Regions from separate parts of the Mus musculus genome. Here region 1 is linked to region 2. Evidence: chromatin contacts called from ENCODE Hi-C or POLR2A ChIA-PET data. All regions are on one chromosome and are shown on one strand. The core of a region is the stretch at or near the end of the contact, and the rest is flanking DNA. Distances in the headings are between cores, read along the strand shown.

The links. A loop is a pair of places that touch in the nucleus more often than their neighbours do. ChIA-PET counts read pairs that join two places held with the same protein, here RNA polymerase II (POLR2A).
Region 1: a loop to region 2 is called in a map of heart, with 1.9 times the contacts of the local background. The contact joins the promoter of Arid3b here to the enhancer-like site in region 2. A Hi-C loop is called at or near these places in 8 of 37 maps with a recorded cell type or tissue (CH12.LX, heart, regulatory T cell and 1 more). POLR2A ChIA-PET finds 5 or more read pairs at or near these places in 3 of 5 experiments (all embryonic stem cell).

What each region holds. Positions count from the first base shown.
Region 1 is chr9:57,835,357-57,838,056 of GRCm38, forward strand. Arid3b (AT rich interactive domain 3B (BRIGHT-like)) reads right to left here and starts at 1,423. Exons shown (of 9, transcript NM_001379353.1): 1 at 1,326-1,423. It also overlaps the pseudogene Gm7547.
Region 2 is chr9:57,797,469-57,800,168 of GRCm38, forward strand. It overlaps Arid3b (AT rich interactive domain 3B (BRIGHT-like)), which reads right to left. Exons shown (of 9, transcript NM_001379353.1): 5 at 574-757. Among named protein-coding and RNA genes, the nearest start is that of Gm32510, 31 kb to the left of the region's middle. Within about 2 kb of position 1,388, at least 1 of the 3 ENCODE cell types and tissues checked has a DNase peak (open chromatin) inside an H3K27ac peak, as active enhancers do; it is heart, where a contact is called at or near this core.

The DNA.
Region 1 (2,700 bases), core at 173-2,672, 38 kb after region 2:
CAGGGTGTGCATTTCTGTTTGCCACATGAAAGGGGAAGCGGCACTGTGCAGGTTGGGACTTGATATTTGCATTGTCCCAGTGTTTTAGGATTGAGTTGGAAGATAAGAAAATGTAACCTTTTACCATCTTCAAAAATTCATGGGAGAACTAATCTCTAACAAGAAAAAAAAATGGCTTTGATTTATATAAATTTTTACACGTTTAAAGAGTATAATTTTTAAAGCTGGGGAGGCGGGGAGTTCAAAAACCAACCAGAGCCATGCTAGACAAATCTCATTTTGTTTCTTAGAAGCACTTGGTTGTAGCTTTCATAGGCGGATAAAAGATTCCAATTCCAATTGGCCCCTTACTGCCTGTCCCTCCTCCTGGCAGTTTGGAAAGTATAAGTTATGCCTGCAGCAATACTTTCTTTCTGCTTTAGTTCTTATTCTGTAGGGAAGCCTGAAAGTTGGCAAAATTGTTCCTTTAAAATAAAAACCCCGTTGGGGACAAAACAAAACGCACACAAAAGAAGAGCAAGCAATTCACTGGTCATTTAGAAATATTCGTATAATCTTTAAAGTCAAACAACACAACTGGAATATTTCAACCAACTCCTGCCAGTCATAGTACAACTGCTTCTTTTCTGGTTGGCACCATCTTCTCGGTAGGCTTTCCTCAGCAAGGGAGAGGGGTGTCCGATAGCGTCTTTATTAAGACAGAGATGACTCCGTTTTACAACTCAATTGGCACATCCTCCCGAAGAGTCCATCTCATCCCAATCCCTAAGCAGCCAAGGATTCAAACAATACTACTAACATCTAGAGAATTTACGTCTCCGAAATCTAACTTCATCTCTCCATCCCTCGCTCGGGTTTTTTAAACTTCCCGGACCTCCAAACCGAGAGCAACGGACTGCTTGCCGCTTGAGCCCGGCCTTGGTGACCATTTCCCTTACCTTCGTTTCCAGCTCTGTCCCCGACCCTCTTCGACCCCTCTTTCCATTCTTTACCTCCCACCCAATGGAGCCCTATCACTTTTACTTCCACCAAGCCCCCTTTGCCAATCTCCCGGCTCTTCTCTAATTACTCCATCTAAGCTCGCTCTGCGGTTGCCAAAAGGGGGGGGGGGTCCCTTACCTTTCCCATCTCTTTATCTCAAACCACTCCTTTGGACACCGGGAGGACGGGGCTCCTCCCGATGCTCTCACTTTTTCTCAGCGGACCCCGGCTTCACTAGCCCGCGTCTCCCCTACACACCTGCCTCGGCTCCCATTTCGGTCCCCTCCACCTGCCACAGCCCCTCTCCCGCCGCGGCAGAAAGAACCACGACCCGCGCCGCTCACCTATGTGCAGCGTTCCGGGCTCGCGGGTAGGGAGGAGGCAGCCGCTCAGACCCCAGCGTAGCAGCTGAGCCTGCTACTCCTCCGCAGCTGGGGGCCACAGCCGGGGCGGGGCCCGCACCGGAAGCTGTGCTGCGGGGCCCGGCCGTCAGCCCGGGGCGGGGGAGGGGCAGGTAGGGGCGGGGCCCCACGGTGGGGGGCGGGGCCCGAGGCCGGAAGCAGCTAAAAAGGGAACGAGGTGGGGGTGGGTGGGTAGTGCGAGACGGAAGTGACTCCTAGAGACCGCCCTCTGGTTGAAGCCGTGGGCGGAAGCCATTTAAGGCGGGCGGAGGCTTCGGCCAATGGGAGAGCACGGACTCAGAGGAGTTCCGGTGTGAGTGCTTTCGCGGGGAGTTGAAAAGAGTAGGACTGACTACAGCACACGGGTTTCTGGCTGCCGTGGTTGTGAATTGTTTGTAATAAGTGAAAGAAAGGAATAAAGAGTGCTAACTTTCAGCTAGTCTTAATGAAGCATTCCAGCCTTTTATTAGTTTTTTTCTAAATTTCACTTTTTGGATTGAAATTTTCCTGTTCTGGAACACCACCTCTATCCATCCCCAACCTCACCTCGTCACAGGGGTTAATGTTTTCTTTCTTCAGGTTCCAAAGGTAGAAGCTGAATCCTGGCACCGCTTATACAATAAAACAACAAAACCTTGTCTTCTGGGACTCCTAACTCTGGGGAACTTCTGTGAATTTATGCATGCACCTCCTTGTTTTACCTTTCTCCCAACTGACCATCATCCTTGATCCAGAGTCTATGGCTCGCTTAGTTTTGGGTCTTAAAACAATCCCAGCCAAAACCTAGAACTTATTGCCACTGGCTTTTCTTGTCCCTTCCCTTCTTCCTTCCCTTCCCCTCTTTTCTTTCTTGTTAGAAGGTAGCTCACCTATTTAGCAAAAGTAGTTGACCATCAAGCTCCAGGAATCCTGTCTTTACTTCTGAAATGCTAGGATTGCAGGTGTGCACCACACCTGGCTTTTTACTGAGGCGTTGGATATCCAAATTTAGACCCTTATTCTTTGGCGCCACGCTCTTAACTCACTAATCCATCTCAGTTCCTGATGAAAACTTTTATGGTTTGTTGTTGTTGTTGTTTGTTTTGTTTTGTTGCAGTCCTGGTCCCTTATTTCTTTTTTGTCCACTAGGCCATGAATTCATATGGAATGGGCTCCAGCAGTTTCCGTTAGTCCTCACAAAGTGTGCTTCTCTGGTTGACGCAGGCTGGCGCTTCAGCTGCACCCGGGTGCCCTTCTCCTTGGCTTCCTTCTTCTGATCGTTCTCCTTCACCCGCTTCAGGAAGCTGTCCCTGCTCTTCGAGTGCTTGATGTGCTCAAT
Region 2 (2,700 bases), core at 138-2,637:
ATCTTTCCGGCCCCCAAAACCTTAAGATCTTTCGACAAGGCCAGGACATGCTACCTGAAGATATGCCAACTGTTCCCTCACAGAGCAACTAGAACATTCCAGAAAAATACTCCCCACGTTGGCTTTCATTCTACATGGCTATTCTCTGATTTACTGTTCCTGTCAATCCTTGATAACTAGTTAATCAATGGCCAACCAGGCTGGCCTGACCTGAGGCTTGAGGACAGGGTAAGAGGGGCGGCCACTGGGTGGTCATGTGCTCGAAAGAGCACATATTGCAGGAACAGAAGCCCAGGTCTGAATTTCTGGCCCAGTACGGCACTGACTAAATTGATCAGGCTTAGTTTTCATAATCTACAAAATGGGATAGTATCTACTTGCGAGGACAGACTGTGAGGTTTAAGTCACACAGAACAGAAAAATACTGGCACTCAGGAGCCATGGTGAGGGTAGCTTTTCAGGTCTGAGGGATTCATCTCAAAGGCTCCTCATCGTGCCAGGAATTTTCTTCCCTTCCTCACTCAGGGCTAACACCTCATGCTGCTTGGCTTCCGTCTCAGCCCCGCTACTCACTGAGTCCTGAGGGTGAAGGCAGCGCTGGTGATGGAGGTGGGCAGGTTCAGGCCTTTGGTGATCTCCCTCCAGATTTTCTTGTTGATGATCTCCACCAGGCCTCCTTTCTCTGTGACCAGTTTATACAGCATGTACAGGTCCAGGATCTGCTTGGCCATGATGGGAATCCGGTTGATTGGGGTGCCTGTGATTGTCCAGTGAGAGAGAGAGAGGGGGCTGGGTCAGACAAGCTGAGCAAGAAGACATCAAATCTGTGCACGCTCATCATTAGTAGGCTGGATACAGTGCTTGTGAATTTCAGAAGTGTGATCTGACCCTGATCTGACAGCGATTAGACTCACTGTCAGCACTCTCTGGAATAAGCAGGGCAGGCCCAGGGGGTTAACAAGGGTTATGGCCTGAAGCAAGTCCCTTAGTCTTCCTGATGCAGAGGAATGTAGAGGGTGTTTTGTTTGTTGTTACAAGTATAATCTCAGATAACTTCTAATAGTTTGGCAATTTACACTCCTGGAACCTTTGGAATCAATTTCTGCCCAGGCCCCACCGGCGCATCCACCTGCCTACACCCCGCTGGGCTGGTGTGAGAGTAGCTGAACAGGCTCCTTTGTAGACTGCCTGTCTTCCCTCCTGAGACAGGATGGAGAGACATGTTTTCTTTTTCTCTTATGACTAGCCAAGTCAAAGTAGCTACTGGACATAAAGGTCTCCCAGGGAATAAAACGCCACTCAACAATTCTTTCCCCACTCACTAATCACTCCACCCTCCCCCTGGCCTCTTAAAGAGGGAGGGTCAGAGCAGCTTCCGCCCACTGGCCCAGAGGGGAAGTGAGAGGAGCCAGGGACTTGATTAGGAAACCTGGCACTGGGCAGGAAGGGCTACTAATGAGCACCGGGGGACAGGAGTGAGGGAGGGGCCCAGGTCCTTTCACAGGAGGCCGGGATGCTCGTCAGGAGGCGTGATGGATGACTGTCATTTGGCAGCCCGGGATTAATGATCTGGAGGTCAGAGGAGAGAATTCCACAGGGAAGGGTCAGCATCCGGGGCAGTGAATGAGACTTGTTGCCTTTTGATGGCAAACTTCTCTTACTGTACGTGGCTGCTCTCCAGCCCCACCCCTTCCCTGCCCCCACCTTACTGAGTTGCCTCATAATGGCAAGCTGTCCTGAATAGAGGCTGCTCCTTTCCAATGCTGCTACTTCGTGCCTCAGCTGAATGCATCGGCCTCACCACAGGTTTATTTTTATTTTTAATTTTTATTTTTTTGGGGGTGGGGGGAGGATGCAGGATCTAGCTAAGTTGGCCAGGCTGACCTCAGTCTCCCAAGTGCTGGCTTTCTGAGATGTGACAACACATCCAGTCCCCCTGCTGTTTCCCAGGACAATCCAAGCAGGACAATGGAATGAAGGGTTCCCTCCCATTAAAAAAAAAAAAATCTTATTATGCAGGGACTGAAAAGATGGCTCAGCAGTTAAAGAATATTGGCTGTTCTTCCAGAGGACTTAGGTTTGATTCCCAGCACCCACATGGAGGTTCACAGCCATCTATAACTTTAGTTTCCGATGATCTCGTGTCCTCTTTTGGCCTCTGTGAGAAATACAAGAACATGGTCCATAGACACACACAGCAAGGCACACAAAATATACGGGTGTGGTGGCATGTGCTTATAATCTTAGCACCTGGGAAGGAGAACCAGGTAGATTTCTATGATCTGTGAGTTCAAGGCCAGCGTGGTCTACATAGAGAGTTCCAGTCCATTCAGGGTTACATGATAAGACCCTGTATGTGTATATGTCAAGTTTCTGTGTATGTGCATGTGGAGGCCAGAGGGCGATTTTGTGTGTCATCCCCAGGAATGCCTCTACCACATCTCCATTCCTGAAGAGAAAGCAGTGTGAATACAGCTATGGGGGATTGCCCTGGTAGGACCAGAGCTCTTTCATGCAGATAGGAGGAGACCAGCCGTTTTCTGAGCCCTTTGGACAAGGGTCATGGAGTTAGGTTTAAAAGTGCACAGGTAACCCAAAGACAGTGACATAGGCTTCTACCACCAGCTACTGAGAAACATGTGACAAGAGAATCTCAAGTTCAAGTTCCAGGCTAGTCTCTGCTGCATAGACCACTGTCTC